Linked DNA regions of Mus musculus: regions 2 and 3 are each linked to region 1. A link is a loop called in an ENCODE intact Hi-C map of the cell type or tissue named here. Cell type or tissue: left cerebral cortex. All regions are shown on one strand.

Region 1 (8,000 bases):
GTCACTGATGTCTTAGAACAGAGACGTGCTCTGCAGTGCTTCTTCTGGAATCAGCTGCTATGGAGGACCACTAGGGCTTGGTTTTTCTGTAAATGATTTCTGAGTGTTTCAATATGCCCAGCCCAAGGGTTGAGTATTTAACCTGGGATATGCTGCCTCTCCAACTGAGGCCCACAATATGTATCCCTTTAAATTAATGGATTAGATAGCTTAATAAATGTAACCAGTAAGGACTGAAGTGAAGAGAAACAAGTGGCAGGAAAAGGGTTTCCTATCAACATGAACACCCCTCTCATACATCCATCACAGTGTTGGCGAGGAAAACCAAGATCAACCTGAGAGAACGCTCGGGAGGACAGACGAAGGGTCTCCTGAAGTGCTGCCTGTTTCCATGGCCAGGCTGCCAGTTCTTCACTTATATTTCTATTTTCTAACTTTCTGAGTTGTAAGACACACTTCACTAGCTAAGACACACATGCGAGCACACGCATACACACACATACATACACGTACACAGTAATATAATATGGTACTTCACACACACACACACACACACACACACACACACACACACACACACACGAACACACACATATAGTATACACAGTAACAATATGGCACTACCCACACATGCGCATGTGCACACACAGTATGGCACTTGGCACCGACTCACCACATTAATGAAGTAAATATGAAGGATATAAGGCACTTTCGAGGTTTACAAAAGTGAATGCCTCCAAGTTAGATATTAACCAAAAATGGAGAAATGTCCTCACAAAGCTTATAGGAATTCTGAAAACCCAAATAGATAGGGATCACTAGTAATCCTGGCCAACATCTTGGGAACCTTAGTGTGACCAAGGGACTGAGGTGTGAGACACATAAAATTACACAGTGACGCACCCAGGGTCAGGATTTTAAACTGCACTTATAAAATCAGTCCTTTTAGGGACTTTCATTTCTCGGCTTAGAAAACTGTAGTGTAGGCAGCAAGCACACAGGCGCACTGCTAGTCACGTGGAGTGATGGTGCCACACTGCGGGGCTGCAGTAAAAGACTGACTTTCTTCTATGCTACTTAGAAATGTGAAATTTCATTTATTTTCTTGAAATCAAGCATTTTCATTTTCTAAATAAGCAGCTATTTAGAAAAAGGAAAAATATTATAAATTGTTTCTTTGTTCACAAGAATATGGACTGAATTTTTAAAAAATTATCATATCTACTATATCCTGTTAATAAGTCAACGTTTATTTTAGCCTTAAAGGCATGGTTTTCAAATTGTTTTCTTAAATTCTAATTTTAAAACGCAGCCGGTAGACCCTTGTTGCTGACGTGGGGACTGTAACGTAAGCACAGTTCCCTCCGCCACTCACAACTTAAACCTTTGCTGTGCTTCCTCTGCTATCGTTCTAGAAATTGCCAGGGAGGAAGTGGCGGCAGGCGAAGGCGCATTTCTCACATGAAGGACGCGGTCTCCAGTCTCGCCAGTCCCTCCGTCAAACACAAAATCACCAGATTTCCATCTCTGTCCAGGGCCTGGGCCCGTACTCCAGCAGGACCTCGAAGGACATCGCTGATGGTGATTTCAGGAATGAACTTTTGAAGATGCTTCACTGTTTCACTGAGAAAACAGGCTTTATACATTTCATTAACTCCATAAGAGAAATGCTGGAACATCAGGTTAATGAAGCCGCTTTTGAGAATTACTTCCACAACATCTCTGGCATCGAAGTCAAAGGGTCTGTAACCTTCCCATTTAAAGGTAAGCACTGCATTAGGCCCTAGCCAAATAGTGCCTTCCAACTTGGGCGTAAAGTGAACTCCAAGGAAAGGAAACCGGCTGTCTGGGACCGGATAAATATTTCCTTTTACAAGATAGCCTTTTTCTGGCTTTAAGACCAGGTAATCTCCTCGGAATGGGACAATTTGAGGGTCAGGATTGCAGCCACTCAACTCTGAAATATGGTCTGAGTAAAGACCAGCACACGTGACAACATATCGACACCGAATCTCCTTTCCCTTGCTGTTCTTGACAGCGATTGGATAGTTCATGCTATCCTTACTTCTTGAAGGGCTTTCTTTAGCTATTTCAATACCTTTTACCTCAAAATCTTTCAAGATAGAGTCACCTGCTTCTTGGAAATCCTGGGCAAATGACAAAGCTACCTGTTGGTAGTTCACAATGCCAGTGTATGGACAACCAATAGCCATTAGACCCCTGCAATACGGCTTCTTCTTTTTTATATCCTCCTGCTGGATCAGCCTCAGGCGTTGGACTCCATTCTGCAGGCCTCTCTCATACAAGGCCTGAAGTCTGGGAATTTCTTCTTGTTCAACAGCTACTATTAGCTTGCCACATTACCTGTAGGGAATTCCCTTGAGGTTGCAGTACTCATAGATGAGGGCTGCGCCTTCTACACACAATGTAGCTTTCAGAGATTCTGGTTTATAGTAAATCCCACTGTGTATGATGCCGCTGTTGTGTCCAGTCTGGTGAAGAGCTAAATCTTTCTCCTTTTCCACCACACCAATCGAAAGTCCGGGATGTTTCAGGATGAGCGTTCTGGCAGAGGCAAGGCCCACAATTCCACCTCCAATGATGACTATATCAAAAGAGCTGGTGCTGGAGCTCCTGCGGCCACCACCGCACAGTAGCCCAGGCACCCCAGACCCCGGCATAGTCTCACAAGAGACAGCTATATCAGGGTCCTTTCAGCAAAATCTTGCTAGTGTATGCAATGGTGTCAGCGTTTGGAGGCTGATTATGGGATGCATCTAACTCAGAGCATCAGGCTTGGCAGCAAGCATCCTGGGCACGGAGCCATCTCACCAGACCATGTGTAGACAGTTCTGGCTGTCAGAACTCTGAGAACTACCAACCTGTTCAAGGATGCCACCTAATGTGGCTTGGAACACAGCACTATCCTCTGCCCCCAGCAGACACTCAGTATGAATCAACAATGCCAATGCTGACACAAACGGAAAGATTTGAGAGGTGACTTGACCTTCTGCTTACCTCTGGCATCTTATTGTGAAGGTGAACTCAGTGGTATTCTTCAGGTAAATATGAACTCTTCCAGATAGTTAAACTTAATAAATCATCTGTAAAATCTCCAGATGAGAAGATGAAATAAAGGACCTGTATATGAGAGGCAAGCTCTGTACTACAGAGTTACTCCTCAGCTTGCTCTCCCTCCCTCCCTCCCTCCCTCCCTCCCTCCCTCCCTCCCTCCCTCCCTCCCTCCCTCCCTCCCTCCCTCCCTCCCTCCCTCCCCTCCCCTCCCCTCCCCTCCCCTCCCCTCTCTTCTTCTTCTTCTTCTTCTTCTTCTTCTTCTTCTTCTTCTTCTTCTTCTTCTTCTTCTTCTTCCTCTCTCTCTCTCTCTCTCTCTCTCTCTCTCTCTCTCTCTCTCTCTCTCTCTCTCTCTCTCTTTTGCCTTTGATACAGGGTTTTCTATAATCCCAGAATGGACTTGAACTTGATATGTAGCTGTGAATGACTTTAAACTTCTGATTCTCCTGACTGTATTTCCTAAAGTGCTGGGATTAGAGGTGTATATCACCATGCCCAGTTTGAAATTTCTTTTTTACATTTATTAATTTAATTTAATTTAATGTGTGTGTGTGTGTGGTGCAGATGGGCCAAGGCACATGAGAGCCACTGCCTGAGCATGAAGGTAAGAGAAGGGAGTTAGTTACTTCCTTTCCTTCTGGGGATCCTGAGAATCAGACTCAGGCTGTCAGTTTTTGTGGTAAGTACCTTTGCCTACTGAGCCTCCTTGCTGGTCCTTCTGTCTTGGTTGTTTTGCTTGTCAACTTGACACAGTTAGTTATGTGAGTAGAGAAAACTCAGTTGGGAAAATGTATCCATCAGATTGGCCTGTAGACAACCGGGTAGGCATTTCTCTTGATGAATGGTTGATGTGGGAGGGCTTAGCCAATAGTGGGTGGTGGTAGTTAGGGGTTGTGAGGGTAGGTGAACACTGCTGTCCCTCAGCATGTGTTTCTGAGTTATCTGAGAAAGCAGACTGAATCAGTCATGAGAAGTAAAGCAGTAAATAGCATTCCTCTCTGGCTTTTGCTTCAGGTCCTGCATCCAAGTTCCTGCCCCACTGAGTTCCTGCCCTTGCTTCCCTCAGGGGTGAACTGTTACCTGGAAGTATAAACAAAATGAATGTTTTCCACCTCAAGTTGCTTTTGGTCACTGTGTTTTATCATAGCAATATAAACCCTAATTAAGTGTTTTAACTCTACCCGGTGTTTTAAGATGCTGGGCATCAGACCTACAGTTTTGTTATACCAGACAAATATTTTTCCAATTGGATTGCATCCCCAGACTCCTAACTTGTATCCTTTAAAGATAGGTGAGGTAGCACGATAGCACTGTTTGACAATCATGCTTGTCCTGCATGCACTGTGCTACCATTTAAGTGGCAAAGCATGGATTCTGCATGAGCAGGTGTTGGCAAAGTGACAGATAAGTGACTTAAGAGCAGACGGGAGCTTGACTCACTATGAAGAATGCCAAAGAGAGAATAAAAGCAGCAAGCATGGGATAGGTATTGTCACTGTGACCCAGTGTTGATGCTGACATCACCTAAGTTGTCTTCACAGTAATCCCAGGGGACTGACAGATAGAACATGGAGCACCATGTAGCCTCATGGTTGCTTTTAAGTCGTGAGAAAAAGATTGTGGCTTAAAAATCCACAAGAAGACTGTTTAACTATGAAAGGCCAACTAAGGATTAATTATTGTATCATAAAAGATGCTTTGAAATGGTTCCTCAGTGGTCTGGGCTTACTTATATAGTAATTACTTTATTATGAATAATATCCCTAGTAGTAAAAATCCATGATGTGATTTGTTCACAATCTCTCCAGAAGGTGGTGGATATCGTCGTCGTCGTCATCGTCATCATCATCATCATCACACATGTCTGTGCAGGTGTCTGAAGTGGCCAGAAGAGGGCACTGGATCCCTTGGAGTGGAGTTGTGAGGTGCAGGATGAGCATGCATGGACCCAAACTCAGATCTTCCAGAGCAGCCTCACTCACTCTTCAACCCCTGAAATAACGTTTATTTCTCTCTCTCTCCTCATCTCTGTACCTGTTCATTATTGTCATATTAAGGAAGAGAGAGAGAGAGAGAGAGAGAGAGAGAGAGAGAGAGAGAGAGAGAGAGAGAGAGAGAGAGAAATCTCTTTGGTGCAGATTGAACAAGAATCTGCCCAAATTTGAATTGTCCACTTCTCTCTATCTATAGTCTGTGATTAATTGCTTGTGCCTCTCTATTGTGTGTATTTGATCTGTCTCTACTGTTTTTCTGTTGTGCTGGCACGTTATTTGTGTTTGACATGTGCCTGTCCCTAAGAAAGGGCTTTGTCTTGTATTTATTGACTAGCAGAGAAAGCATGATGTGGGAAAGGAATAATTTTTTTAAAAAATTTATTTAAAAATTTATTTTAGGATTTATTTATTTATTAACTTTAGATCATGGTCACTGCTCTCCCTTTCCCCTCACAGAATATCTCCCCCATTTTCCTCTGAGAGGGTGGAGACTCCCCTGGATATCCCCCCCCCCCAGCCACATCAAGTCTTTGCAGGGCTAGGCACATCCCCTCCCACTGAGGTCAGACAAGACAGCCCAGCCAGAAGAACAGATACAGATAACAGATACAGGCAACAGTTTTAGGAACAGCCCCTGGCTCAGTTGCTGGGGTGCCCACCTTGCTGTACATCTGCTACACATAGGTCCATCTCAATGTATGCTCTTTGGTTGGTGGTTCTTGAGAACCCCCAAGGGTCCAGGGTAGTTGACTCTGTTGGTTTTCCTGTGGAGTTCCTTTCCCCTTTGGGAACCTTAACCTTCCCCCAACTCGTCCATAAGAGCTCCTAAGATCCATCCAATGTTTGGCTGTGGGTCTCTGAATCTGTTTTAGTCAGTTGCTGCGTAGATCCTCTAGGAGAACAGCCATGCTGGGCTCATGTCTGCAAGTACAACAGAGTGTAATAGTGTCTGGTACTTGTCCATGGGATAGGTCTAAAGTTAGCTAGCTATTTGTTAGCCACCCCCTCAGTCTCTGCTCCATCTTAGTTGAAGGTTGCCCTGGTGATGCTTGCATTCTGGTGTTAATTCTGCTTCCTTAGGAGGGGCAGCCCTCTGGGACAGGAGTGGACTGCACTCACTCGATTTCATGTGAACTTTCTTCCCATTTTAACTGGTCTAATAAAGGCCAGAGCCTGTGATAGGGAAGTGTAAGGGAAAAGTGGGGCTGGACGTTTTTGAGAATGGGGAAGAGAGAGAGAGGGAGAGTGGGAGAGAGAAAGAGAGAGAGAGAGAGAGAGAGAGAGAGAAGGAGGAGGAGGAGGAGGAGGAGGAGGAGGAGGAGGAGGAGGAGGAGGAGGTCAGAGGAAGAGGAGGTGGAAAGAAAATGGAGCAGAACCACATGGCCCGAGAAGCCACAAGTAGCAAGGGATCTCATAGTTGGGGAATAGAGTAGTGCAGTGGTAAATCTGCCCAAGCTAGGCATGCAGCTTCGAAATATTGTAACTAAGTTGTGTGTTTTTGCATAGGCTTATTGGGGTTGGAGATTTATTGCAACATAAAACAATGAATTCTTTAGAGAGAACTTTAACAGAGAGACACAAAGGAAGACATTTCATTATTGACCCCAAATGACCCCGAATAGCACTTGAAACTGCACACAGACCTTATCAACCTGTATCCATACATTGTCTCCAACATTTAAGAGATGTTTGTTGTTTAAGGTTATTTTCAGTCTGTTGGCTGCTCCCAGTAGATGATTATAACACACACACACACACACACACACACACACACACACACACACACACACACTTTACTATTCGGGTCAGAGGCATGGAAGTATATATATGTAACTTGAGGTTAAAGCTATGACTTTAGCTTAAGTTGTAAAAGCATGGGAAATCTAGAACATAGGTTGGCTATATTGTTCTTTTAAAAGCAGGTTAAACTCAAATTCGTGAGTTTGACACACAGTAGGGTACCAGGCTATGTCTTAAATGATCTCAAGACATGTTATTAATCTTCCTGAAAGGTCTGGAAAAAGTTCAGCATCTTTGAAAGGACATTTAATATGTATATATCACTACAGTCTGCATCTACCACAATGTGAAGGTCACTTGAGGACTGGATTCTCCCTTCCACCTTGCTGAGGCAAGGTCTGTCTTGTTCCTGATGCTGTGGTTTGTAGTTCCATCAAACTGGCCTGCCAGCATTTCTCACATCCTCCAGTCTCTGGCTCTCATTTCCCCATAGGAATTTTGTACACACCATAGTATCCTACTACAAATAATTGTGTTCATTCTCTGAGAATTTCATACAATGCATTTTATTCACATTCACCCATCTCATTTCCCGACTCCTCTCAGATCACCTGTATGCCCTACTTTAGACCTCCCTATGCCCACAACTTCTATTTGAGATGTCCACACACCTCTAGGTGAGTGTGATGCTAACTACTAGATTGTGGTTTACTTACCAGAGACCTCATTCTTAAAGAAAACTGGCTTTCCCTTCCCCAAGAGCCATCAATTGTCAATAGGACTCAAGTAGGATGGGGCCTCATGAACACCCCCCCCCCCACCTACCACCCACCCCTGGCCGGCTCCATGTTAGATCAAGCTAGTATCCAGTTTTTGACATGGGTCCTGGAAATTGAACTCAGGTTATCAGGTTTACGAGATGTTTGCTCTGGGAGGCAGCTCCCCAACCCTATTTTATGGTACAAAGTCTTGCTATATTGCTTAGTCTGGTCTTGAACTCAAGTGAACATCTTGCTCCAACTTCCTGAGTTGCTGGGACTCTGAGAACACACTACTCAGCTGTAAGCATTTTCTGCTTTTCTGCTTCTCATTTTCACTTTCTTTATACATTTTTATTTATTATTATTGTTACTGTCTGTGTGCACATATGCCATTTGCACATGGGGAGACCAGAGGACAACCTCTCTCCTTCCA
Region 2 (8,000 bases), 480 kb after region 1:
TTCAGAGTCCTCAATCCTTTTCCCAACTCTTCCATAAGAGTCCCTGGACGTCGTGCACTGTTTGGCTGTGGGTTTTTGCATCTGTTTTAGTCAGCTGCTGGGTGGAGTCTCTCAGAGGACAGCTATGCTAGGCTCCTGTCTTCAAGCATAACAGAGTATCATTAATACTGTCAGAGATTAGGTCTTGGCCCTGGGATGAATTTCAAGTTCGGCCGGTTATCTGTTGGCCATTCTCTCAGTCTCTGCTTTATCTTTGTCCCTGGATTTCTTGTAGATAGGACAAATTTTGGGTTGAATGTTTTATGGGTGAGTTGGAATCCTTATCCCTCTACTAGGGGTCCTGCCTGGCTACAGGGGATGGCCTCTTCAGGTTCCACATTCCCACTGCTATGTATCTCAGCTAAGGTCACCTGCACTGACTCCTGGGAGCCCTCCCCATCCCAGATTTCTGGCATGTCCTAGAGATGTCCCCTACCCCCACTCCCAACCAGCGGAAGACTTCCATTCATTCTCCCAATCTTCTGCCCCTCTCTCCTATCTCTCCCTAAACCTGATCTTGATCTCCCGTTTCCCTCTATCTCTTCTCCCACCCAGTTTTCTCCCTCTATTTGTCTCCTATGACTATTTTATTCCCAGTCCTAAGTGAAATTCAAGCATCCTCACTTGGACCTTCCTTCTTGTTTACCTTCTTTGGGGTGTGGATTGTATCATGGGTATCCTGTATTTTATAGCTAATATCTACTTAAAGGTGAGTACATACCATGTATGTCCTTTTGGGTTTGGGTTACCTCATTCAGGATGATATTTTCTAGTTTCATCCATTTGTCTGCAAAATTCAGGATGTCCTTCTTTTTAATAGCTGGTTAGTATTCCATTGCATAAATGAACCACATTTTCTGTATCCATTCTTCAGCTGAGGGACATCTGGGTTGATTCCAGTTTCTGGCTATTATGAATAAGGCTGCTATGACAATAGTGGAGCATGTGTCCCTGTGGTATGGTAGAATTATTTTGGGTATAAACCCAGGAGCGGGTATAGCGGTCTTCGGGTAGAACTATTTCCAATTTTCTGAGAGACTGCCAGTTAGATTTTCAGAGTGGCTGTACAAGTTTGCATTCCCACTAGCAATGGAGGAATGGTCCCCTTTCTCCACATTCTCATCATCATGTCTCGTCACTCAAGTTTTTGATCTTAACCATTCTGGTTGATATACGTTAGAATGTCAGGGTTGTCTGTCTTCTTTTCTGTTTCTTTGTTGTTTTCTTGAGACCTGGTTCCTTGTAGCTTAAGCTGGACTTGAATGAAGATAGATAGATAGATAGATAGATAGATAGATAGATAGATAGATAGATAGATATCCTTGAAGTTCTGACTTCCTGTCACCTCACAAACACTCAGACTTTAGGTGCCAACCACTGTGCCTGGCTAGAGCTATAATTTCCTCTCCTCTCCTCTCCTCTCCTCTCCTCTCCTCTCCTCTCCTCTCCTCTCCTCTCCTCTCCTCTCTTTCCCTTCCCTTCCCTTCCCTTCCCTTCCCTTCCCTTCCCTTCCCTCCCCTTCCCTTCCCTCCCCTTCCCTTTCTCTCTCTCTCTCTCTCTCTCTCTCTCTCTCTCTCTCTCTCTCTCTCTCTCTCTCTCTCTTCTTGAGTCATAACTTTCAATTGTGATTTTTCAAACCCAGAGATTGAACCATGACCTCAAGAGTGCTAAGACTAGTATGGTCTAATGCCATCATACCACCAGCTTGTCAAAAACTATATCACTGTGGAAAAAAGAGAAAAACATTTAAAGTGATTGATTTTTTTAAAAAAGGTGTACACTTCCTCGTATCAGTCCTATGTACTATGTATGCATTCACTAAGGGCTGACCTGTACTGGGTGTAGTGGTGACCCCTGTTAAACCTGGTGATGGGAAGGTTTAAGACTGAGGCTGGCACCAAATGCAGACACTATTGCATACACCAGCAAGATTTTGCTGAAAGGACGCTGATATAACTGTCTTGTGTGAGGCTATGCCAGTGCCTGGCAAATACAGAAATGGATGCTTACAGTCATCTATTGCATGGAACACAGGGCCCCCAATGGAGAAGCTAAAGAAAGCACCCAAGGAGCTAAAGGGGTCTGCAACCCTATAGGTGGAACAACAATATGAACTACTCATTACCCCCAGAACTCGTGTCTCTAGCTGCATATGTATCAGAAGCTGGCCTAGTCGAACATCATTGGGAAGAAAGGCCCCTTGGTCTAGCAAACTTTATATGCTCCAGTACAAGGGAATGCCATGGCCAAGAAGTGGGAGTTAGTGGGTAGAGAAGCAGGGTGGGGGGAGGGTATAGGGGACTTTCAGGATAACATTTGAAATGTAAATGAAGAAAATATCTAATAAAAATATTTTAAAAACAAAAACAAAAAAGATTGAGGCTGGCAAGTTTCAGGGTAGCCTAGACTGTAAGAAAACAAGACACATGTTTTGGTGCACATGTGTAATTTCTGCACTTGGGAGGTGACAGAAAGAAGATGTCTAGGAGTTTAAGGACAGCCTTGTCTACAACACACATTGGAGGCCAGTTTGGATTACATGAAATGTGTTTTACACACACACACAGGTGTTGGTTGATATTACAGCTGTTACTCTATGAAAATTCCAGCATGACTACAAATATCATGAGAATGCACTTTCACACACTCATGGCTGGTCAAACACAAAACAAAACCAGTCCTCCTGCATATGTGGGATCTCTGTTGTCTCCATTCTCGTCACCCTTACTGTTTCATGCCAGTAGCAGGATTAATTGATGGCACAGTCCCTAACCTCATTTCCCAACCTTTGGGATGTCTGTGAGAAATCTACAGTATTTAGCCCTGAGCCTAGCACTTGGTGCTGACTAGGAGCCACTGACCATTGTGACATCAGTCAACCAACATGGATTTCAATTTCAATGTCTATTTTCTCAGTGTAGGGTCTGTCAGAAAAAGGTGAGATGTATGGTTCAATTCAGTTCGATTTTTTTCAGAAAATATCTCATGTAGCCCAGACCTGCCTCAAACTTCACTATGTAGCTAAACATATCCTTGAACTCTAAATGTCCTGGCCCTGACATCTCAATCTCTGGGCTCAACAAGTAAGCTTGTGTCACCAAGACCAATTTCTTCCCTTTGTGTTTTTGTTTGTTTGTTTGTTTGTACATTTGTTTGTTATTTATTTTTGAGTCAGATTCTCACAATGGCTTCATTATGTGGCCCAGTCTGACCTCAAACATGGGATCAGTCTGCCTACTCGGATTCTATAGGCATGCAGCACCAAGCTCAGCTGACATAATTTCTATGAAGTGTTCATATGGAAAACACAGCTGGAGATAACATATATACATTGCTACACAAAATGGACCTTTAAAAAGCTTCATAATCTGAAGTCTCAGTTTCCTTATTTGGAAACTGTCTTATTGTGGCACTAATCACAACTAGAACTCAGTGTAATGATGTATAAGCCCAGAGCATACAGAATAATGCCTTTTAACACCCAATGCTTGAATCTATAAAAAGTAATCTTTAAACTTACAAAAAACTTAAAAGGCCTTTAGCATTTCAAATCCAGCTAAGTTTTCACTAAAATAGTGAATTATGAATCTGCTATAAGAACACGTAAGAAGAGTGGCTTAAGCAGATGCATCCTGTTTAAAAGGAAATTACTTGTATTTCCTTCTGTTTCTCAGGCCTTGTCATTCCTTAGGAATTCTTAAAGTTATGTTCTGTTTTGTTTTAACATTCTCTAAATGTCATAAGAGCTTAAGTTATAAACATTATACCCTTGTCTGTACTTCAGAGAGTCGTTAACTTTTTCTTTCTGATAGCTCAGGAATTTCCCTGGTCAGGGATCTGCTTTCTTTGGGCAGGGGTCCCCAAAGGGGTTCTCCTTTGCCTACTGCTGCAGTGCTGGGCTGCTGCTCCCTGACCAGATGACAGAGGGGGGACTGCAGACCCACAAAGTTCTGGAACCTCTCTTGAAAGACCCCCCACCCCAACTCTGCAGAAGCTGCCAGTCTTCTGCCCATCACCAGCTCTGCGGCTGCACTTATCATGGCCTGCTGGGCTGACCTTCAGAGTCCTCCTGTGAATCTCCCCTCAACAGCCCTTCTCAAGGCAAGCAACTGGCAATACACAGCCTCTCTGACCTCCAGACCTAAGAAGCACAGGGAGTATGCCAACAACTGTGGCATTCTATTCCCAGATCACAAAGGTTCCCACAACACTGTGAAATCTCGCCATCTAGTGGCCATTGCTTGACAGAAATTGGATGAATTTCTTCTAAATATGGGTTTTACTGCTGTGAATTCTTATAAAAGACAGCATTTAATTGGGGTTGGCTTACAGGTTTAGAGATTTAGTCCATTATCATCAAGACAGGAACATGGCAGCATCCAGGCAGGCATGATTCAAGAGGAGCTGAGAGTTCTACATCTTCATCTGAAGGCTACTAGCAGAATACTTACTTCCAGGCAGCTAGGATGAGGGTCTTAATCCCATACTCACAGTGACACATGTACTCCAACAAGACCATACCTCTTAATAGTGCCATACCCTGGACCAAGCATAACCATCACATTCTACACCGTGGGCCCTATAGGCTTATTCAAACACATGAGTCTATGGGCCCCATACCTACCAACAGCATAATAAAAAATACATTTAGTCCAACTTCAAAAGCCCCCATAGCCTATAGCAGTCTAAGCAATGTTAAAAGTCAAAAGTTCAAAGTCTCTTCTGAGATTCATACAATCACTTAACTGTAATCACCAAAGCAAGACAGGAAACCAGCTGGGCAAACTCCAAACTCTGTATCTCCATTTCTGATGTCAAAGCAGTCTTCAGATCTCCAACTCCTTTTTCATCTTTGTTGACTGCAACAAATTTCTTTCTCCTGGGCTGCTTCTACTCTCTGTTAGCAGCTTTCATTGGCAGAAATCCCACAGCACTGACATCTTTAACATCTTGAGGTCTCCAAGGCAACGTCAACATTACAGCTTCTTGTTCCAATGTCTGAGTTCCACACATGATCTTCTGGGCTCTTCCAAAGGGCTGGTGTTATTTCTACAGCTCTGTGTTCCATAGAACTCTAAGCTCAAATTGATCCACTCCACTGATGCTACTGATGCTGGTCATCATCCTCATGACTGGCATTTTCAATAAACTGGGATCTTCCCCTGCAACTAGGCTTCACCAATGACCTTCTATAGGCTCTCTTCATGGTGCCAAACCTCAACTGCTTTGCATGACCCCTTCATTCCTGGGATGTCAACTGCAACTGAAGCTGCACCTTCATCAGTGGCCTTCCATGGCCTCTCACAGTGCCAAGACTCAGTTGCTCTTCATGGCTCCTGTATGCCTTCAAAACCATATATTACTCTTATATATTGCTAAGTACAGCTGCAGCATGAGATATAACCTTAGCTATCTCTGGAACACATCTTGTTTGTGCTCCCAGAAAACACTTCCCAGAAGATTTCACCTCAGTGATATGGGTCTCTTCTTAATCACTACTAATTTCTTAGCTCCAGCTAACCAGCACCAATTTTCCCAGTAGTCCCTTCTATTATGAACTCTAAAGCCAAATCTGCTGAGTTCTGCTGCTTGCTGGGGCTGGAACATGACCCCCTTTTTCTATTACATTATCACTAGTTTTCTGTTTTCTAGCTCTTTCACTGCCTAAACTTGGCTGTCCTGGAACTTGCTCTGTAAATTGACTGAACTCAGAGATCTGCATGTCTGTCTACTAAACACTGGGATTAAAAGTGTGGTCCACCAAGCCTGGACAAGCTTTTCTTCACCCAGAACTTGCTGTGTTCTAGGCTGGCTTTGAACTCAGAAATATGCTTGCCTTTATTTCCTGGGATTAAAGGTGTGCACCACCATTCCTGGATATAAATTTAGCTGGGTAGGATCTTGCCCCAAAGTCACTACTCCCTTAATTCAATTTAATATCCTTGAACACAGGATTCAGCTCCATTTCACTTCCTGGTGAAGTGAAATAAATTGAATTTAATTAATTAAAATTAATTAATTAAATTGAATTTAAAATTCAATCCATAGATTTTATATTTTTCCTTTCTCAGCTTGCTGTTCTTGTTTAAAATGTTCTTCATGAGACTTAACCAGAGAACAAAGTCTAATATGGGCATTTCTGAGACTTCCTTTGTCAATGCAATTAATTTGAGTCTCTTCACCTTATCTTTAAGCAGATTCTTCAGACAAGGACGAAAAGTAGCCACATTCTTATCCAAAATATCACACACACAAAAAAAATGTCTCTAGGCCACATATTGAAATTCTCCATTGAAACCTCTTGGGCCAGGTCTGAATAATTCAAATCACTCTCAGTAACTATGTCTTCCATATTCCTACTAGGATGGCCCATTAAGCCACATTTAAAGCATTCCACTGCTTTGCAAATCCAAAGTCCCAAAATCCATTCTTCTAAACAAAAGCATGGTCAGGCCTATCACAGCATACCCCAGTTCCTGGTACCAACTTCTTTCTTAGTTTGAATTTTACTGCAGTGAACAGACACCATGACTAAGACAAGTCTTACAAAGGACAACATTTAATTGGGGTTGGCTTACAGGTTTAGAGGTTCAGTCCATTATCATCAAGGCAGGAACATATCCACAGGCATGCAGGCATGGTGCTGGAGGAGCTGAGAGTTCTAAATCATCTGAAGGCTGCTAGTGGAAGACTCACTTCCAGGTAGTTAGGGTGAGGGTCTTAAAGCCCGCACCCACAGTGACACACCTACTCCAACAAGGCCACACCTTCTAATAGTGCCATTCCCTGGGCTGAGCGTATACAAACCATCACAGCTAGGAAGTTTCCATTCTGCTAGGTTTCTAGCTTTCTTTGAGATGCCCCCCATTCCAGTTGTCTCTCCTAGTACTCTCCCTCTCTCCATCCTCCACCAACCTGATTCCTTCTGTTCCTACCCTTCCACCCCTACCCTTGTTCAACCTCCATATCTATTCTATTTCCCAGGTTCTAGTTTCATAAATATGCCAGTAAATTTCATGACGTGCCAATGCATTCAAAGATTCTAAATAGTATATCTTTCTTGTAAAATGTATCAATAGCCCTCCAAGTGTGTATAATTTTGGTCTTTCCAGAGCATAGTTATCCTTTCCTTTACAGCTAATATAAGAGACTGCATATCACATTTGTCTTTTTGTGTCTGGATTACCTCACTCAGGATGATTTTCACTGGTTTCATAAATATGCCAGCACGTTTAATGATGTTGTTCTTAACAGCTGAGTAGTACTTCATTGTGTAAATGAACCACATTTTATTCATCCATCTTTCAGTTGAGGGACATTTAGGTTGCTTCCAGGTTCTGGCTATTATGAATAAAGCTGATGTGAGTATAGTTGAGCAAGTGTCCCTGGTATGAAGGAGCTATACAAGAAGTGGTATACTATACCAGGAATGGTATAGTTGGGTCTTGAGGTAGATCAGTTTCCAATCTTCTGAGGAACTGCCATATTGATTTCTAAACTGTCTGTACAGGTTTACACTCCCATTAACAATGGATGAGTGTTCCCTTTGCTCTACATCCTTGGCAACTTGAGTTGTCACTCGTGTTATTGATCATAACCATCTGATAGGTGGAATCTTAAGATGGAATCTCAAAGTAGTTTTGATTTGTATTTCTCTGATTGATATGGAGGTGTTTCTCAGCCATTTGAGAATCCTCTATTGAGAATTCTCTGTTTGGATTTATACCCCATTTTAAAATTGGATTATTCGGTTTGCTGATGTCTAATTTCTTGAGTTCTTTAGCCCTCAGTCAGATGTGGGGTGAAGATATTTTCCCATTCCATAAGTCCTTTGCCTTATAGAAGCTTTTCAGTCCCATGAGGTCCCATTTGTTAACTGTTGATCTTAATGCTCTTATTATTGGTGTTCTGTTAAGGAAGGTGTCTTCCTGTGTCAATGCATCCAAAGCTTCTGAAATTAT
Region 3 (8,000 bases), 110 kb after region 1:
CAAAATAATTTTATGGTTGAGGGACACTACAACATGAGGAAGTATATTAAAGTGTTATAGTTTAGAACACATTTGGAAAGGCTGAGAACCACTGCTCTGGAACAATGAGCTAAAATAAACCCTCTCTTCCTTAAGTTGTTTTTTGTCATGATATTTTATCATAGCAACAGAAAAGAAACTATTTCAGACAGCCAGGAAGGAGGCTTCATAGGAACACTCAGGCAGATGGTGGCATGGGTCACAAACTGGGGTGAGGCTAGAAGGAAACAGATGTATTTAAGATTATTAGGAGTGCTATGATTTGAGTGTGGTTTGCCCTTACCCTGCCCCCCACCCCCATCCACCTCCAGTATTGGAAGCCTGGTCTTTAGTGGAGAGGTGCTAACAATTGAGTGTAACTTTAAGAAGCGAAGTGTGGAGGTTTGAATATGATTGGCTCAGGGAGTGGCATTATTAGGAAGTGCTGGCTTGTTGGAGTAGGTGTGGCCTTTTTGGAGGATGTGTGTCATTGTGGAGCTGGGCTTTGAGACCCTCCTCCTAGCTGCCTTAAAGATAGCCTGTTCCTGGCTTCCTTTGGATGAAGATGTAGAACTCACAGCTTCTTCAGTGGCATGCCTGTCTGGATGCTGCCATGCTTCCTACAATGATGATAATGGACTGAACCTCAGAACCTATAAGCCAGCTCCAATTAAATGCTTTCCTTTATAAGAGTTATCTTGTCCATGGTCTCTCTTTCACAGTAATGGAAACCCTAAGACACGAAGTCTACCTACCATCAGAGGGCCGAATATCTATGCACATGTGAGGAACACCAACTAGCTCTTGTATGCAAATATCCTATCAATTTTATTCTTGTATCCACTCATTTTATTACTATAACTAAATATCTCAGGCTTGGTAACTTTATAAAGAAAAATAATTTATTTAGCTCATACTTCTAAAGACTCAAGGTCACAGAAAATGGAACCAGGTCAGCTCTGATGAGAACCAATGAAAGATAATGTGTCATCATGAAAAAACCCACCTGTGGTCTTTGAGTTAGAATGTCTCCCATAGGCTCATATACTGGAATGCTTGATCCCAGTTGTTGCAACTGTTTGGGAAGGATTGGGGTTGTTTAATAAAAGGAAGTATGAAGCTGGGAAGGAGACATGGGGTAAGGGAACCTAGGATTTAGTTCTCGTGAGAGTTGTAAGAGCAAGCCTGATCCTGAGTCCATCCTGTCTTTCTGGCCTGTGATGATGTCTTAGTTTCTTTTGTATTGCTGTGATAAGACATCATGACCAAGGGATGTATAGAAAGGTTTACTGGGTGCTTTCAGGTTCAGGAGCTGTGTCCGTGATCGTGGGGAGAATGGCAATAGGCAGGCAGCTGGAACATTAGCTGAGAGTGTGTATCTGACTCTCAAGCTTGAAGAAGGGAAGCAGGGAGAGAGGGAGGTAGGGAGGAAGAGAAGGAGAACAGGGATATCATAATTTCATGGGCTTTTGAAACCTTAAAACATCCCCACTCCGGTGACATGCCTCTTCCAACAAACTCATTCCTCATAACTTTTCACAAACAGCTGCACCAACTGGAGGCCAAGCATTCAAGTATGTGAACCTATGGGGACTGTTCTGATTCAAAGACCTCATGTGGGCTTTCTCATGGTTTCACAAGTTATCTGTCATAGATCTGCACCAAAACTGACTTGGTTCTATTTTCTGTGTCCTTGAGTCTCTAGAAGTATGAACTAAATGAATTAATTTTTCTGTATAGTTACCAAGCCTGATGTATTTAGTTATAATAATAAAAATGGGTGAATACAAGAATAAAATCCATAGGATATTTTGCATATGAAATTGCTCTGTACTCTGTAAGACATATCTGTAATCTCCATTACACAGAGGCTGAGGCAGGAGGATTTTGATCAAAGCCAGTCTGGACTACTTAGTGAAATCTTGTAAGTAAGCAAGCAAGCAAGCAAGCAAGTAAACAAACAAACAAACAAACAAACAAAAACCCAAACACTTCTCATACTCAATAGTGCATTGTTTTGTTCATTTATATGTGGGTGCGTGTGTGCATGCGTGCGTGCGTGCATGTGTGTGCATGCATGTGTGTGCATGTGTGTGTTCTGACACTGTTTCTGGGGAGATGTGAAGAAATTTTTGCTGACCCCAGTTAGGGAACCAATAATCAAAGTGAGAATAATAAGGCCATTGAACAAGTGAGCCAGGTGTGTTCAGTATGGAAAGGAAGATTTGTAGGACTGGACTGTTTCTTCTTTTGAGAGACATTTGTTCATCCCACTTGCCAATTTCTCAGTGGAGTATCTATTTTGGTTAAGACCTTTCAGTTCCATGTCTATTCTGGACCAGCGGTCTTCAATCTTCCTAATGCTGCCACACTTTAAAATAGTTTTTTTTTTTTCATGTTGTGGTGACCTCCAACCATAAAATTATCTTCATTTATACTTCATAACTGTAATTTTGCTAGTTATGAATTGCAATGTAATATCTGTGTTTTCCAATAATCTTATGTGACCCCTCTGGCAGGGTTGTTTGACCCCCTAAAGGGGTTTCGACCCACAGGTTGGGAACTTCTGGACATTAGCCTATTCCTCAGTGAGGTGGATGAGATATTCGAAAGAATCCTGGAGGCATCTCTGTATCTCTGTGGATGGATCTCTTTGTTGTGTAGAAACTTTTCATTGACATAACCCTGCTGGCCAACTCTTGTTTGTTATCATTTCTTGTTTTGGTTGCAAGTACTTACAAGTCAGACAGAGCCTTGTACTCACTGAGTAGCATATCTGAGCCTCATCACTGCCTCCAGCCTTTTCCCTCTTCTCTAATGTGTGGATAGGACACCACCTTATGGCCTCCCAGAGAAGGTGTCTTGCAGAGTCCCTGGAACTCCTTGGGATTGTCCCTGCTGACACCTCTGTGGGATTGTGCAAATGCTGCCTTGGGAACATTGTGTAAGGTAAGGTGACAACTGGGGCTGTGTCAGCAAGGATGAGGGTAGTGGCATTGGGCAAGGCATCCCTTGCAAAAAGAACATTTGCATCCCTGAGGATGGTTTCTGAGAATCAACAAGCAGTCCTGTGCTCAGAGAAGGAAGTGCTGGAGCTTAAAAAACAGGTGGTTCTACCTGTAGGGGACAGCAGCCAGTGGGGTTCACCCTGCAGGACTTCCTAACAGCTTCTTGAATCAGGTCCTGGAGACCCACTTGAGGAAAACTGCAGAAGTTAACAGCAGGTCACCCTGTCATGGGCTTTCTTCTGGCTTACAACCCACATCTTTGTAAACACAGTCATTAGGGATCTTAGCTATGCTTCAGAAAACCCCTGTGAGCACGGAATCGGTGGCGCGGAATCACGGTTCCTTTGGGAAATGAAACTTCTGACTACAGCTTGATCAAATAATTCACACCCAACCTTGTTTTCAGCTTCTATTTAAAGGCAGTTTATTTAGGACTTGGATATTGTTGACATGTTTATAGTAAACAACATTGTAATGCATGCCTGAATGAAGCTTATAGGACATGAAGCTTTGTGTGTGTACTTGTGCTTACACATAATTGGTTCATGCACACATGTGTGTATATGGAGGCTAGAGGTTGATATCAGATGGCTTCCTTTATCACTCTGCATCTTATTTTTGATACAGATTGGTTAGACAGATTGATCAATAAGCTTTGAAGATGCAGCTCTGAGGATACAGACTCAGTTGACAGGCCTGGCTGTGATTTGGGTGCTGGGGATCCGAACTCGGGCCCTCAGTTTCCTGATTGAGACACCTTTGTCTTTGACAATCTTATCCATGTATATGATACATTCTGGTCACCCACCCAGCCACCCACCCTACATCTCCCTCCCACCCCTATCAATTGCCTTTGTGGATTGATGTCTTTTTGTTTTGTTACCCACTGAGTTTAACCAGGGACATCTGTGTGACCACTGGATTAGATGTATCCACTGGAGCCTGGTGGGTTGATCAATGGGCACTCCATTTAAGCCACCGACTCCCCTTCTCCAGGAATATATCAGTAGCTACTATTCATCAGGGAGGAGTAGGGTGCTATGAGTCCCTCCCTGATTCATATCTGACTGTTGACAGGCTTAGTCTTGCATAGGTTCAGATGCGGGCTGCCTCAGCTGGTATGAGTTCATGACAACTGTCTTATCCTGGTGATTGCATTCCCTAACCCTTTACCTCATCTTCTGACTCTTACAGTCTTCCCATCCTGTGTTCTGCGGTGTTTTCTGGGCCTTACAGGGGGTGGTAGAAATGTTTTGATTAACCCAGCCCCCCCTTTCTTTTTCTTTCTTTCTTTCAAGGGAAGGTTTCTTATAGCCCTAGCTGACCTTGGGCTTACTGTGTAACTGAGGATAAATCTGTACTCTTGAACTCTTGATCCTCCTGCCCCCACCCAAATGCTGGATGACAGACCTGTGACAACACACCTTGCAGTATTTTTTTTTTTTAAAGACACATCATGACGTTTTTGTGTCAGAGACCTTGGACAGTGTTTCAGCACTCTAAGCACTGGAGGGCATCTGACACAATGTAACCATTAACCAAAAGCCTGAGAAGTACAAAACCAGGGGCACTACATATACTGCCAGGAGGACACGTGTTCTCAATTAGGATGCTGCAGCAAGGAGGAAGGGCCTCTCCTGCTTGGTTCCTGCTAGAGGAGCCTGTGGAGTCAGAATGGCTGGAAACTTTCAGCGCTTGGTGACTGTCTGCAAATGATCTCACAAACATCAGCATTGATTACCAAATTTCTCTTATCAAGGAAGGGCATGCACAAATATGGAATCTGATTGGTGAGGATCAACCATCATTTCTTTACTAAGTTCCCTTGCATTGAGGGCTAGAGAGATGACTTTGTGGTTAAGAGTGTGTACTGCTCTTGGCAGAGGGTAGGGATTCAGTGCTCAGCTCCCAGCATCACAACACCCTATAACTCCAGCTCTAGGGATCTGATGCCATCTTCTGGCCTCTGGGGTCAACTGCACACAGACCTCCCAATACAAGTATGCATAATTAAATGGCAAGCAAGCAAACAAAAACTTCCCACAATTCCCTTAGGCTGAGTGTATCCCTTCCAGATTGGTTTCAGGAAGAGCCTGACAGGTGCTGATGTAGAAGTCCGAGCCCCAGGGGTCCTGAGACTCTTTTAAAGTTGACACTGGTTGAATCCATGGATTTAGATTCTAAGTGAGACTGCAAAAATCACCCTCCCCTCTTTGTCTGTGTATCTCAGGCCCTGGTATCTAGGGACAACAGATAGTAGAGTTCTTTGATGGTGTTCAAGGTTTCCAGAGCACATAGGGCGGAACTGAGCTACAGCTGGATGTGAACAGGGCCACTCGAGGGTCTCTCCGAAAAGAACATGGGCTGCTGGGAATGTGAGCTTCACAAGGGCAGTGGTCATGTCAGCTGTGCCCACTGCTCCAACCTGCTTAGTTTCAGGGCCTGATGCTTTTTGTGGGATGAAGACAGAAGTGGAGGTCGGAAGCACTCTGCTAAGAGGGCAGGCTCTGTAGCCATGAATGAAGCTTGAGTAAGAGGCTTAACTTCTCTGTGCCTCAGTTTCCTCACCTGTAACATGGGGATGTTAATAACAACAGTTTATGTTACGATAGGCAGCAACCGTGCTACAGATCTTCTACTGACATACTCATCTGCCATTATCACAATCGTTTAAGATAGGTGCTGTTATATTCATTTTACAGGCTTGAGAGACTGAGGTCAGAGAAGGGCAGTGATTTGCCCAAGGCCACACAGCTTGAAACCAGCTGCTAAGATTGAAATCCTAATAATTTGACTGCGAGGAGACACTAGGTTTTGCGATGTGACTGACATACAGTCGGTGGCTAATAATGAGAATATATTTTAATTATAGTTCTGATAGAGGGCGTTTGGAGGGAAGGTTAGTCAGAGGGAGGGCCATGTATCTGGGGGTATCCGCTCCAGCCCCACAAGACCAAGGCAAGCTGAGGTCACTTGGAGGCGGTATTGGTTTGGCTGCGCGCTGGTGTGGGAGGGTCCCAGTCGTTGACCAGGCGCTGCGCTTGCTCATAGCACACGTGCGGGTGGCGCTGGCGTAGGCGCAGACGCACCACATCGTAGTCCACATCGTGCCCTATCTTTTTGCAGTTGAGGCCCCAGGCGAGGTTATCGTGTGTTGTACGGAGCTCTTTTAAATTCTTTTCCATGTGCAAGTTGTGGCGGGTCAGCAGGTCAGTACCCTGGAGAAGGAGGGAGCAGAGGTTTTGATGGGGAAGGGCGGAGCCTTGGAGAAGGTTGAGCTGGGAGGGGCATATCCTGGCTAAGGAGGCAAAGGAGATCCTTGCAGTGGAGGGACTGTGCTTTAAAAGAACCTGTCTGTGGGGGATCTGGGCTGATGTAGAAGGGGCGTTGCCGTGCTTGGGAGGGGCGTGGGAGGTCTGGGGAGGGGTGAGGCTTTTAGAAAGTAGTGGAGCTAGGCAAAGTCTTTCTGGGGAGGGTCAAAGCAGAGCTAGGAGGTCCGTTGTTTGGGAGAGGTGGAGCTGTTCTGGAGTGGGGCGGAGCTGTACTGGGGAGAAGGGAGGGGCCGTATTGGTAGAGGTTGGGCGGTTTTGGGGAAGAGTGGGGTCAAGCCGAGGAGAGATAGGCTGGGGAAAATTGTTTGATTTTGGGAAGGGGAGGAGCCATGATGGGAAGAGAGTGGGCAGTGCTGGGGGACTGGCAAGCCAAACCCAGCTTTTTTGGGACAGGCAGGAGCATAGAGTAGACGTGAAGACGGGCAGGATTCTATACAGGGGTCAGGTGTGCACCGAAAAGGGTCCCTCATGCAAAAAAAGCATAGTTGAGAAGATAAATCTCTGTTGCAGGGGTAAGAAGCTGGGCCAGGTTTGCGAGAAAAACAAAACACAAACACTAAATGGCTGAGATAGCTGAGAGAGGGATGTTCTTACAGCAACACGCACCAAGAATGTAGAACACATTTGAGCAATTTATGTTAAGAGTTTCAGGGCTATTGGGGGGGAGGGGGCAGAGGGGGTGGTGGCAAACCATGAATGGTGTGGCCCAGCGACTTGAAAAGCCTGATGTCAGAGGCCGCCAACCCGCAGTGAGCAGTTTTCCCTTGATCTGGTATGCTTGGGGAAGGCAGTTTACCAGGATGTAATCTCACCCAGGAGGGAAGTGGAAGGGAACATACCTGGGCAAGGCGAGTAGCCTCGGGGAGCTGGGTGCCCACGTGTCTCTGATACATGCGAACCAAGGGTCTGTTCAGTTTCTCTCGCGCCTCCAGGTTCCTTTTCAACAGAGGACCCTGGCAAAGTGTGTTGTGGTGAGCAGTGAGGTCGAGCCTACCAGATTCCTCTCCGTCCCCGATCCCTCAAACTTTTACCTTGATGATGCCCCGCGTGACGTACATCTCTTGATTGAATTTCATGCACCGGTGGATAGTCCCCCTCATTAGCCCCAAAGTCATGGTCATTCTTTCCTGGAGATTGGGGAGTACATGGGTTTCGCTCTGGGCCACTGTCCCCTCCCTCCCCAACCACTCCAGCAGTAACCATCCTCCGGAGCCTAGCCAGGCAGGGTGGGCACCTTCAACTCCAAGGTCTCACGCATCTTCTGTGCCAGCGAGGAGCATACACGGTTGCTTATCTCCTGTTGTTGATTTTGAATGTCCACCTCATTCTTTGCCATCTCTGTTAAGATGTCTTTGGACTCCATCAACAAGCGCTTGGCTTCAAACAAGGCCTTAGCACACGCTGTGAACGCACAGAATGTACATGAGGGCCACAGGCCTCTTTGTCTTCCTGTTTCTCCTCCCGTTCTCCCCTCTCTCTGGTGGTGGACCAGGGATGAAGGGCCATGGATGAAGGACTGGGAGAAACCCCCGGAAGGGCTAGTAAGTAAGGATAATTTAAATTGTGCCTCGGTTGGCTTGTTTTGAAGTAGAACCTGTGAATGAATGGGTGCTGTTGGAAGTGCCCAGGGAAAGAGACCAAG

The links. Peaks named below come from ENCODE experiments on the same cell type or tissue, not always from the same donor. Only the 100,000 strongest peaks of a DNase experiment are listed, where the experiment ranks them.
Region 2: a loop joins it to region 1, with 8 times the contacts of the local background. A loop is called at or near these places in 13 of 42 quality-filtered maps.
Region 3: a loop joins it to region 1, with 7 times the contacts of the local background. A loop is called at or near these places in 11 of 42 quality-filtered maps.

Annotation. Positions count from the first base shown.
Region 1 is chr10:78,627,545-78,635,544 of GRCm38, forward strand. Gm47459 (a long non-coding RNA gene) reads left to right here and starts at 2,794. Exons shown (of 2, transcript XR_003948917.1): 1 at 2,794-3,062; 2 at 4,881-5,459. It also overlaps the pseudogene Gm7842. In left cerebral cortex, a CTCF peak has its summit at 4,959 (motif pointing right); DNase peaks (open chromatin) are centred at 2,826 and 4,961.
Region 2 is chr10:79,112,493-79,120,492 of GRCm38, forward strand. No RefSeq gene overlaps it. Among named protein-coding and RNA genes, the nearest start is that of 2610008E11Rik, 19 kb to the left of the region's middle. In left cerebral cortex, a CTCF peak has its summit at 4,266 (motif pointing left); a DNase peak (open chromatin) is centred at 4,251.
Region 3 is chr10:78,741,054-78,749,053 of GRCm38, forward strand. Ccdc105 (coiled-coil domain containing 105) reads right to left here. Exons shown (of 7, transcript NM_027630.1): 4 at 7,593-7,759; 5 at 7,390-7,485; 6 at 7,198-7,311; 7 at 5,871-6,244. The coding sequence ends at 5,996. It overlaps Gm30400 (predicted gene, 30400), which reads left to right and starts at 6,077. Exons shown (of 5, transcript NR_155762.1): 1 at 6,077-6,235. In left cerebral cortex, CTCF peaks have their summits at 2,823 and 4,979 (motif pointing left); DNase peaks (open chromatin) are centred at 6,134, 6,300 and 6,530; H3K4me3 peaks cover 1,142 bases; H3K27ac peaks cover 465 bases.